Linked DNA regions of Homo sapiens: region 1 is linked to region 2. Evidence: read pairs that join two places in POLR2A ChIA-PET (ENCODE). Cell type or tissue: Caco-2. All regions are shown on one strand. Each heading gives the region's core, and the rest is flanking DNA. Links, peaks and the distances in the headings are about the cores only.

Region 1 (5,972 bases), core at 387-5,386, 500 kb after region 2:
AAATCAATCTGAATATGGAGTGAACTGTCTTTGGTGCTTACTATGTTTTGAGATCTGACCTGTCTAGGTTCTTCAGGGTCATTAGTGTGTGAGGCCTCTGAAAGATGGAAACTTATTTGTTTGTTCACTGCTGTACTCCAGGACCCAATTGGTGTCTGCCACACCAGAGGCACTCAATATGTATGTGCTGATTGGGTGAAAAGTGCATTACAGGCATAGGGAGGGAGAGGGATGGGGTGATTTGAATGGGGGAGAAATGGAGCTAGAAATGGAAATAGAATCAGGCGTGGAGCTTGGCAGGAGAGGAAGGAAGAGAAGCCAGGTCATGCCGGCCCTAATCACCACTATGACTTCTGTGGTTGAGGACGCCTGGAGTAGATAATGCTCAGTTAGTATTATTTTCATAAATCAATGAATGTAAGAAACAGAGTAGGGAGTAAAGAGACAAAAAGAATAGCAAAGCATAATTATTCTCAAAAGATGAAAGAAACAAAACGCTGCACCTTCAGTAAGTTTCCATCTTGGCTCATAAAAAAAAAAAAAAAAGTCTTTAGGGCCCGTCTACAAGGCTGAGATTCTGCAGGGAGAGTGCACTGCAGATCACCTGGCCATATGGCCAGTGTTTTTTTCCTGATAATGGCATTTTCCCTCTATTCCTGCCTCCTTCCTACCCTAGTAAGCTAGGCTGAACAGCTGGAGGATAATATGTCTTTCCTTTCTTTCTCTTAAGGACCATAGCTCCCAGGCTTCTTGGTTGTTGGTTCTGGGTCACTGTTCTGAGCCTCTCTCTTTCCCATTTCACATTCCTAAGTGCTTTCTAAGCAAAGGACACCCCAAGACCAAAAGATATGCGAAAATAATAGGAAAAAAATGGGCACTAAAAGTCGAAATTCTCAAAAGTCCAAACATTCAACACCGCGTCTGCCCTTTCACCCAATCACCTTGGCCAAAGCATCCATCCCTCTTTGTTTTGCTAATACCCAGTGTTAGAATCTTTTATTGCCAAAGGTCTCACTTTAGAATGTCTGCACCTAGGAATTAAGGGACAGGGATTTCCCTGTCAATATCTGCAGTGGTGGAGAGGAAGCCAGTCCTCAAACAGACTGAGAGAGGTGAGGGGAACCCAAAAGAGTACAGCATCAGGGAAGAAGTGTTTCAAAGGGGGCAAGGAGAATCCACAAAACCAAATGCAAAGAAGAGTCAGAAAAGCGAGGACTGGCTGGGCGTGGTGGCTCAGGCCTGTAATCTCAGCACTTTGGGTGGCTGAGGCGGGTGGATTGCTTGAGGCCAGGAGTTCGAGACCAGCCTGGCCAACATGGTGAAACCCCGTCTCTACTAAAAATAAAAAAATTAGTCAGGTTTGGTAGTGGGCACCTGTAATCCCAGCTACTTGGGAGACTGAGGCAGGAGAATCACTTGAACCTGGGAAACAGAGGTTGCAGTGAGCTGAGACTGCGCCACTGCACTCCAGCCTGGGTGACAAAGTGAGACTCAGTCAAAAAAAAAAAAAAAAGAAAAGAAAAAGAAAAAGAAAAAAGAGCGAGGATTTACACAAGGCTTTGGAAATCTGGGCTCTTTGTTTATGAAGGCAGCTCCCATTCCCATGGAGCTAGGGATGGAATAAAGACAGCAGTAGGTTAAGGAGTGAATGGGAGATGAGGGAGGGCGACGGTGATTATCTATTTCAAAGGGTAGTGGACTCTAAGGTTACTGATGAAAATGAATGGAAGAGAGTGAGAGAGATGGTTCAAGAGATGGTCACAAGTCTGAAGTAGCTGCTGAGAAGACTGGGAGAGAAAGCAGGAAGGACTCTGGGCTGAACTGAGCGCTGCTAAGTTGCGCTGTGTGGCTATGGGGTGTGGGACAATCAAACACTGACCTGACCGGTCCTATATGTAATGGATTGCTGCTGTGTCTGCCTGACACTGATTTGCTGCGCCTGGCAATACTAGTGTGGCTCCTGCTCACAGTCATTTGATGTCTCAGGTGCAGGTATTCAATGGCTAGGAGGGCATTGCAGGGTTGAGTTTTTGAATGGTAGCTATTCCTCTGCCTCTGGTGTCACAGCCTTCCTCCAGAATACTAAGGATCTGTGCAGCGACTCTCCTCTTGAAGCTCCACATATCATCCTTAACACCTGTGGATATTCCTAGCACATGGGATCTGTCAGATTACACAGCCCGGGGGAGGGCTGTTTATACCACAGTTTGCTACTGCAGAGTCCAATCTCACTCTGAGCCCTACTCAAAACTTACAGCTTTCTGAGTCACCAAATTGAGGTCAGGGTGATATTCTCAAGTGTAGTATGTGCTGTCTCTACAATCCAAAGAGGCTTATTCACCGTGGAGTATTGCTCTCAGTGGTAGGAGGCTGAAGGCACAATCACTTGTTCTTTTCCTCAGAGGAGATAGCTCAGCTCATCTAAGACTGCTAGACTCTGAAAATATTCATCCACCTGGCAGAATTCTGGGTCTTTTTGGTTTACTTTTTGCCCTATGGGACAGTTTTGTTTTCTCAGGGACTCCAGAGTACCTGACACTTCCTGATCTCTAGGTCTAATTAACATGATGTCATAAATACAATCAGTATGATGATTTGTGGAAGGTTCATGTGATCAAGTTCTTTTCAGATTATACTATTTAGAAAGGAGGAGAGTTAACACAGCCCTGAGGTCAGATCGTGAATGTGTACTGCTGTCTGTTCCAAGTGACTGCAGCAACTTCTGATCCTCCTTCCTGCCGGGGACTGAAAAGACATACTCTCCAGACTAAAAGCTGCATGCCAGTTTCCTAAGTCTGTGTTGGCTGCAGTAAAGCTATCACCGCTAGCACAGCAGCTGCAATTGAGCCTAGCACGGGGTTAAGTTTACTACAGTCCCAAATGATCCTGTTGATTTTTACAGGGGCCCAGACTGGTGAATGAAATGGGGTGCTATCAATCTCATAAGGCTGGAGTTAAGATGTTGGGAGGGCTGAATTCTTTTCTGGAGGCTTTGAGAATGAATCTGCTTCCAATATCATTGAGGTTTTTGGGCAGATTCAGTTTTTTGCAGCTGCAGAACTGAGGTCCCTGTTTCCTTGTTGGCTGTTATCCGGGAGTCAATCTGTGCTCCTAGAGGCTGCCCAAATTACTTCAAGTGCATCCCATGTGGGACCCCTTCCAGCAACTGGAAGTGGGGGTGAGGGGGACAGGGGAGAAGACCCTCTCAAGCTTTTAATTTCTCTTTCTTTTTCCTTTTCTGTCTCATTACTTTGACTCCAGCCAGAGAAAGTTCTCTGCTTAATTTAAGGACTCATGTGCTTAGGTTGAGCCCATCCGGGTAATAGAGGATAATCTCCCTATTTAAGGTCCCTAACTTTAGTTGCATCTAGAAAGCCCCTGCCATATAATGCAACATATTAATAGGATCCAGGGATTCAGGTGTGGACATCTTTGGGAGCCCACTATTTTGTGTACCACGGTGAACCATTTCCTATGCTCATTTGTCTCAGAAAACATAGTATGTCACAGCAGAAAAAGAGAAAAATAGGACATGTTTCCTAAACTTCAGTTTCAAGGCCCTACCCAGTCTTTGATAGAGGATTCCTGTACTTTGACAATACAATAAATTTTGGAGTCCATAAGGGGCCAGGGGAATGCAGAGGTCAAGGTCCTATATTGTAAAGGGAGTTCTGGTGGGAATTCTCTGGCGACACAGCAGGCAAAAGACATTTCCAAATGGGCATTTTATATTCAGTATGGAACGATTTCCATCACTGTGATACAAGTCCTGAGGCCCTTTCTACCCCAAACCCAGATGCTTTGTGAGAGGTGTTTTTGCAGGAGTTCAGGGGAAGCTTAGGTTCCCATCTAGGTTAATGTGATCTGTGACAAACAGTGGAAGCTGAAGCCTTGGGTGAAGACTAAGAGCAACGCCAACTGCTGTTAGAAATAACCCCCCAAATGCCATGGTTCAAAAGTGATAAAAATTTCTTCCTTTTTTTTTTTGAGATGAAGTCTTGCTCTAATTTCTTCCTTTTTTTTTTTGAGATGAAGTCTTGCTCTAATTTGTTCCTTTTTTTTTTTTTTTTTTTTTTTTGAGATGAGGTCTTGCTCTGTCACCCAGGCTGGAGTGCAGTGACAAGATTACAGCTCACTGCAGACTTGAACTCTTGGGCTCAAGCGATCCTCCTGCCTCAGCCTTCTGAGTAGCTTGGACTATAGGTATACACCACCATTCCTGTATAACTTATTTTTTATTTTTGGGATAGAGTCTCACTCTATTGCTCAGGCTGAAGTGCAGTGGCATGATCTCGGCTCACTGCAACCTCTGCCTCCCAGGTTCAAGCGATTCTTGTGCCTCAGCCTCCCAAGTAGCAGGAACTACAGGCTCAAGTCACCATGCCCAGCTAATTTTTGTATTTTTAGTAAAGATAGGGTTTTGCCACGTTGGCCAGACTGATCTCCAACACCTGGCTCAAGTGATCCACCTGTTTTGGGCTCCTAAAGTGCTTGGATTACAGGCATGAGCCACTGCACCTGGCCAGGGCTATTTTTTTTTTTTTTAATTTTGGTAGAGTTGGAGGTCTTTCTCTGTTGACCAGGCTCATCTCGAACTCCTGACCTCAAGCAATCCTTTGGCCTCAGCCTGCAAAAGTGCTGGGATTGCATGTGTGAGACACTGCATCTGGCTGGAAGTTTGGAAGTTTATTTCTGACTTTTGAGGTCCAAAATTGGTGCAGGATATTTCTGTGGGTGGCCTCAGACTGACCCAGTTCTTCCCCCTTTCATACTTGCAGTTCTTAAGAATAACTGTAGAATATGCCTAGAATACAACATCCTGAGATGGGCTGCCCAAAACAGCCTGATCCTTGTTCCTGTTCCTCCTAGAAAATGTAACATCTTGAGTTAGAGAGGAAATGCCTGGGGCAGCCAAGGCTTTGATTCTCTCTTCCCTGGAAGTAGAATGCCCCTCAAGGTTTTAGCCCAGTGGGTCATGTGCCCCTGAGCTCTATAACCCAGGGCAGGCTGCCTTTTGGGGGTCCCTCAGCTGTGATGCAAGTGAGACATGCACAGTTGAGAATCCATCCACCCTGGACAGCTTTCTTGAGCCTTGGAGGCCTGATATGGTTTGGCTCTGTGTCCCCACCCGTATCTCATGTTGAATTGTAATTCTCAATCCTGGGGGAGGGTCCTGGTGGGAGGTGATTGGTTCATGGGGATGGATTTCCCCCTTGCTGTTCTTGTGATAGTGAGTGAGGTCTCATGACTTCTGATGGTTTAAAAGTGTGTGGCTATATACCCAGTAATGGGATTGTTGGGTCAAATGGTACCCAAAGGACTATGAATCATTCTACTATAAAGACACATGCACGCATATGCTTACTGTAGCACTATTTACAATAGCAAAGACATGGAATCAACCCAAATGCCCATCAATGATAGACTGGATAAAGAAAATGTGGTACATATACACCATGGAATACTATGCAGCAGTAAAAAGGAATTAGTTCATTTCCTTTGCAGGGACATAGACGAAGCTGGAAACCATCATTCTCAGCAAACTATTGCAGGAACAGAAAACCAAACACCACATGTTCCCACTCATAAGTGGGAGTTGAACAGTGAGAACACAAGGACACAGGGAGAGGAATAACACACACCAGGGCCAGTTGGGGGGTTGGGGGCAAGGGGAGGGATAGCATTAGGACAAATAGCTAATGCATGCGGGGCTTAAAACCTAGACAATGGGTTGATAGATGCAACAAACCACCATGACACATGTATACCTGTGCAACAAACCTACACATTCTGCACTTGTATCCTGGAACTTAAAGTTAAAAAAAAGTGTGTGGCACTTGCCTCTTCACTGTCTCTCTCTCTCCTGAGGCCTCCCAGGTTGTGCCTCCTCTACAGCCTGCAGAAATTTGAGTCAATTAAACCTCTTTTCTTTATATATTACCCAGTCTCAGGTAGTTCTTCATAGCAGTGTG
Region 2 (5,972 bases), core at 580-5,579:
GTTCCATCTGGATTTGTCAGATTGTTTCCTTGTGGCATCTTCTATTGTTTCTCTGAGTCTGGCCCTTGTATCCCCTGGAAACTGGAAGCTAGACCCTGCATCAGGTTCAGGTCAAACCTTTTTGGCAAAGCTGCTTAATAGAAGGTGCCATGCACTTTGGGTAGCTTCCCATCCAGAGATGTGGCAAGGATGGCAGGTTGTTCCACTGTTGGAGATGCTGAGTCTGACGTTGGCTTAGGATGACAGACAGCTGTCTACCCTCAGCAGAGTGTGCTTTTCCCTCTCAGTCTGAAAGTAATCTGTTTGTGACCCTTTGGCATCAGCTCTCTTGCATCCTGCCTGAATCAGTAGTTTCGTTGGGGTTGGAAAAATGGTGATTTTCTTTTTTTTTTTTTGAAACAGGGTCTTGCTCTGTTGTCCAGACTGGAGTGCAGTGGTGTGATCAGAGCTCACTGCAGCCTCAACCTCCTGGGCTCAAGTGAACCTCCTTCCTCAGCCTCCCCAGTAGCTGGGAGTACAGTTGCGTGTCAACACACCTGGCTAATTTATTTTTTGTAGAGACTGGGTCTTGCTGTGTGTCCCGGGCTGGTCTCAAACTCCTGGCCTTAAGTGATCCTCTCGCCTTGGCCTCCCAAAGTGCTGGGATTACAGGTGTGAGACATCGTGCGTGGCATGATTTTCTAATTACTTTTACTTTTCTTTTGTGTTTATTAGCTGTCATTCTTCTCTACAGAAGAGCTTCTCCTCATCAACTGGGGATGATTACAGTTCTTCCTAAAAAAGGTAGGATAAATGCTCAGTTCTTTTTATTTAATTAGCAATTTTCAAAGTAAAAAATCAATATAATAGTCCCATGCAGTTGTGGCAAATTATCATTTTCATAGATTTTTGTATATTCAGTATATTGAAATGAATGACAGTGATTATGCCTTACTGTTTAAATTACACCAAAATTGACCAGTGGGAGTCTCTTCATGCTGCCAAACTGTAAATGACATGTAAACAAACAAAATCATAATACCATCATGGAAATCTGAAAGCTAAATATTTGATGAAATAAAGGAACGTTTTTTAATTGGGATAATATTGTGAATACTAAAAAGATTAAGGAGTACCTCTTAGAGATACATACTATTTCCTGAAAAAGTAGGATTTACTTTGAAAGCATTCCTGGATGGTTGGGGGGAGATAGTTGAGGGGTAAAGATGAAACCCAGCTGCTGTTTATTATCCAGTTCTTTCTGTACAAGGTTAAAAAGTTCCCTAATAAAAAGTTTTTAAATTATGAATTTATGTTGATAGCTGCAATTTAAATGTAATATTACAGGTTGTTTTAACTTTGTATTTATATTTTTATCTATAAGGGCCTGTTTTGAAGAAACGTATATTTTCAATTTTGCTGATTTAAAGCCAGTATTGAGTTAGTATTAAAGCTTAATTGCAATGAATTGCATTGTTTGCTGTATACATCAATAAAAATTGAAGTTTCTTAAAAATTTAAACTAGTGGCAAAGAACTTTAAAAGTTATATACTTCCAGTGTTTTTCTTTTTTTTTTCGTTTTTTTTGAGACAGAGTCTCGCTCTGTCGCCCAGGCTGGAGTGCAGTGGCGCAATCTCGCTCACTGCTAGCTCCGCCTCCCGGGTTCACGCCATTCTCCTGCCTCAGCCTCCCGAGTAGCCGGGACTACAGGCGCCCGCCACCACGCCCAGCTAATTTTTATTTTATTTTTTAGTAGAGACAGGGTTTCACTGTGTTAGCCAGGATGGTCTCGATCTCCTGACCTTGTGATCCGCCCACCTCAGCCTCCCAAAGTGCTGGGGTTACAGGCGTGAGCCACTGCACCCGGCCCTACTTCCAGTGTTTTTCTATTCTTTCCCTTTCCTTTGTTTCCTTCTTGGAAAGTGTTTTTAAAGCTTTTTTAAAAAACCTACGTCATTTTTCTGAAATAGTCTTTATTTTGTAAATAAAATTTATTTTCAAGTATAAAAATAACACTTATAAAAAAACTTGAGAAATACTGGCAATTAGGAAAAATAGGGGAATGAATTGCTTTTGTCTTCAACATTTTTATAAATTTTTTTCATCTTTTCCTATATCTAGTTATTTTGTTTGCTTGTTTGAAAAAAATCAAATTTTGAAATTTTTTATATTTTAATATGTTGATAATTTATTAAACAAGGCACTTTAGCTCTTATTCATAACTACTAAGGGAAAAAGATAGCCAGTACTGAGTTAGTATTAAAGCTTAATTGCAGTGAACTGTTTTGTCTACTGTATATATCAAGAATATTAGAATTTATATCTATCTATTTAGTAACATGATTTTACATGTGATAACTTCTACATCATTGTCGCTAATACAGACTTTGGAAAGAAACAACACTGATTTTAGACATAAAGTTTATAGAGCAGGCTTGTGAGCAGGAACTTAAGAGTCCCCTAGCAGAATACCTAGTGACATTTGGGACTGGATGCTGCTGCTAGTTTTCTGATAAGTGAAAAAAAAATCTTCTGTGATCTTTTCAGATTTTTCTTCTTTTTTGGTTTGGGGGCTTCCTCCATTCACAAAAGATCTGACTTTTTATTAAACAGTATGTCAGTGATTTAAAATCACTTTGCTCCCACCTTAGAGCCTTTACAGCATCTACAGCTGGAGCCACCAGCTGGGTAATAACCATAAATCAATGCATGTCATACACTGTGGATGGAGCATCTGGCCACAGATACTCACCATTACTGACGGGCATCTGAAATGCCAGCTAGAAATGTGAAGGGTGTAGTTTGTAGGCATTCGTGACACATCCGAAGGTGTAGAGGTTAAATGCCAGCAGCCCTGCCATAGCTCCTTGGCTGTTTCCTTCGGCCCGTGCATTCATTCGACATGTGCATGCTGAGCCAGGCTCTGAGCTGTAGTGCCGGGGAACACAGCAGTGAACAAAATGGACAAAGTCCATGTTCTCATGAAGCTTTCATTCCAGTGAGGAAAGATTATGAACATATATGCAAATAAATATAGAATGTGTCCAGCAGTGATGAATGCAGTAAAGTTTTTAAAAGGCAAGGTAATGGGTTTGAGAGTGTTGGGGTGTGCTCTTTTATGGAAGGGTCAGGGAAGGGCTCGCTGAGTAGGTAGCGTTTGAGCAGAGACGAGGTAAATGAACCATGAGGCTATCTGAGGGAAGAGTGTTGCAGGGAGAGAGAACTTCTGGGTGCCAGGACCCAGAGGAGGGGTGTGTTCACTGTTCACAAGGAACAGCAAGGAGGCTGGAACAGAGTGAGCCAGAAGAAGTACGGTCGGCACAGGCCAGTGGGCATGGTAGAGAGCTTAGCTTTTACTTGGAGTGAGATACTAGCCAGGGGAGGGTGTGGGCAGAGGAGGAACGTGATCTGACTTACGCATTTTTAAGGATTGCTCTGTGTGCCCTAGCAGTAATAAACTCCAGGCTGTGAGGGCAGAGGCAGGAAGAGCAGTCGGGAAGCTGTTACTGTGATGCGGTTTTACTGTGATGCAGTTGAGCGGCGCGGCGGTTTGGGAGTGGGATGATAGCAGTAGAGAAGGTGAGAAGTGGTTATACTGGTTGAACGGTAGGTTTTGCGGATGGGTTGCTGAGAGAAAATAAAGAGTCAAGGATAACGTTGGTATTTTTGGCCTGAGCAACCAGAAGAATGTGTTGCAATTACATGAGACAGGGAAGACTGAGGGAGGAGCAAGTTTTGCATGGAAGGCAAAGCATTGAACTTTGAACACGTTAATCCTCAATGACTATTACATATCTAAGTGGAGAGGTTGGGTAGGCGGTTAACCCTACAGGTGTGGAACTCAAGAGAAGAGACTGGCACCAGAGCTATAAATTAGAGTGTTGGGTGTTACCAAACTAGGTAAGGAGGGTGTTGAGAATATGCATGTCCATCACTTTCTGTTGAATTTACCATATTTTTTTGCATATCACTCTTGAACATGACAGGTGAGAGATAAGTGGGTTGTACAGCCCAGTGGGCTCAAAGCCAGGGACCAGAGGGAACTTCCAGTTTTAAACACCCCAGGAGATTCTGGGACCATTCTTTGAGAAGCACCCTGAAGACACCTTCTGTTTTCCTCTTTCATCTTTGACAAGTCACACCTCTCCAAGTTTGTGATTCTCTAATGATTCCTAGCATGCCCTAGATGAGATGAATGGGTCCTCTCAGCACTCTTTCAGCCTGTACTTCTAAGATTTACCAAATACATGAATGGAAGGACAGAAAAGCAATTAAAAAATCAATGTGCCATTTGTAAGTGCTTCAAATTCAGTCTCATAACCATGAAGTAAAACCACTGTCACCATACATGCCTCTGTTAACATTTGGTAGTAATTAACACCTGCCTTACCTTGAGAATGATCTTTATAGTTTATGAGGTTAGCACTTTGATTTATGTCACAGTGTTTTCTGACAGGCTCAGTTATTCTTGCAGTGGGCTGGCTTCCTTCCTGGAGAGGTCCCTTTCCCATAGTGTGTTCCTATCTGCTATATACCATCAGATGTATTGAAAAATTGTTAACAGTTAATTATATTAGAAGTTTATCAATTGGTGTTTATGAATCACCAAGCATTTTATGTACTGCATCCTCATAAATAAAGCCCTAAGATGACACTCGCTTTTGGAGTTGGCACTACAAGATGCATGAGAAATACAGTTGATCCTAGAACAACACAGGTTTGAACTGCATGGGGTCCACATATATGTGGATTTTCCTCCACCTTTGCCACCCCTGAGAGAAGACCAACCCCTCCTCTTGCTCCTCCTCCTCAGCCTACTTGATGTGAAGACAATGAGGATGAAGACCTTTATGGTGATCCACTTCCACTTAATAGTAAATATATTTTCTCTTCTTTATGATTTTCTTAATGACATTTCTTTTCTCTAGCTTGCTGTATTGTAAGAATACAGTATATAATACATATGGCATACAAAATATGTGTTAATCAACTGCTTATGTTATTCATAAGGCTTTCAGTCAACAGTAAGCTATTAGTAAGTTTTTGAGGAGTCAAAGTTATACACAGATTTTCAACTGCACAGGGGGTCTGTTTCCCTAACTCCCAAGTTGTTCAGGGGTCAACTAAGTAGTCAAATGAGATCATGTGTACAGAAAAAAAAAAAAAGTGAAACCAAAATGCTATGTAAATCTGGTTTATTCTAATAGCCACTTGTCTTGGGGACAGTATCACCATGAGTTAGTCTGGCCAGAGTCACCTGCTAGTCCGCTTTATCAGTGTAGACTTCCTGTGTGTGGATCTGAAAGTCTAGAGAACAGCATTTCCCTCACACTTGCAGTTACAGCCTCCACAACCTCACACACACCCTGCCATGTACCACAATGTCAGACCAAGGGAATAAGTGATTGAATTTTAATGAACTCTTCTTACTACTTTCTTAGGATGGCTGCTCTTTTTCTAAAGAGGTTAACACTACAAACTGTAAAGTCTGAAAATAGTTGCATTAGATGTTTTGGTAAACACATCCTGCAAAAGACAGCACCAGCACAGTTGTCCCCTATTGCTTCTGCCCCAAGACTCTCCTTCCTAATTCATGCAAAAGCCTTTAGTACCGCTGAAGACACCCAGAATGAAGGAAAAAAGACAAAAAAGAATAAAACAGCTTTTAGTAACGTTGGAAGAAAAATTAGTCAGCGAGTTATTCACTTATTTGATGAGAAGGGCAATGATTTGGGAAACATGCACCGAGCAAATGTGATTAGACTTATGGATGAGCGAGACCTGCGACTGGTTCAAAGGAACACCAGCACAGAACCTGCAGAGTATCAGCTCATGACAGGATTGCAGATCCTCCAGGAGCGGCAGAGGCTGAGGGAGATGGAGAAGGCGAACCCCAAAACTGGTAGGTATTTTGCTGTTGGCTCCCTGAATCCTTTAAGAGCTACAAATCAGCAGTTTAAATTCTAGCATTTGTCAAGGTGCCTGTGACAAG

What was found. ChIA-PET counts read pairs that join two places held together with the same protein. Peaks named below come from ENCODE experiments on the same cell type or tissue, not always from the same donor. Only the 100,000 strongest peaks of a DNase experiment are listed, where the experiment ranks them.
Region 1: POLR2A ChIA-PET joins it to region 2 with 10 read pairs; 2 of 35 experiments call an interaction of 5 or more read pairs at or near these places.

The regions. Positions count from the first base shown.
Region 1 is chr13:26,938,276-26,944,247 of GRCh38, reverse strand. No RefSeq gene overlaps it. Among named protein-coding and RNA genes, the nearest start is that of GPR12, 180 kb to the right of the region's middle. In Caco-2, for the core only: no CTCF peak of the experiment used is centred there; no DNase peak of the experiment used is centred there.
Region 2 is chr13:27,439,899-27,445,870 of GRCh38, reverse strand. It overlaps MTIF3 (mitochondrial translational initiation factor 3), which reads left to right. Exons shown (of 5, transcript NM_152912.5): 2 at 715-783; 3 at 5,422-5,882. The coding sequence starts at 5,423. Among named protein-coding and RNA genes, the nearest start is that of MTIF3, 7.7 kb to the left of the region's middle. In Caco-2, for the core only: no CTCF peak of the experiment used is centred there; a DNase peak (open chromatin) is centred at 3,670; H3K4me3 peaks cover 933 bases.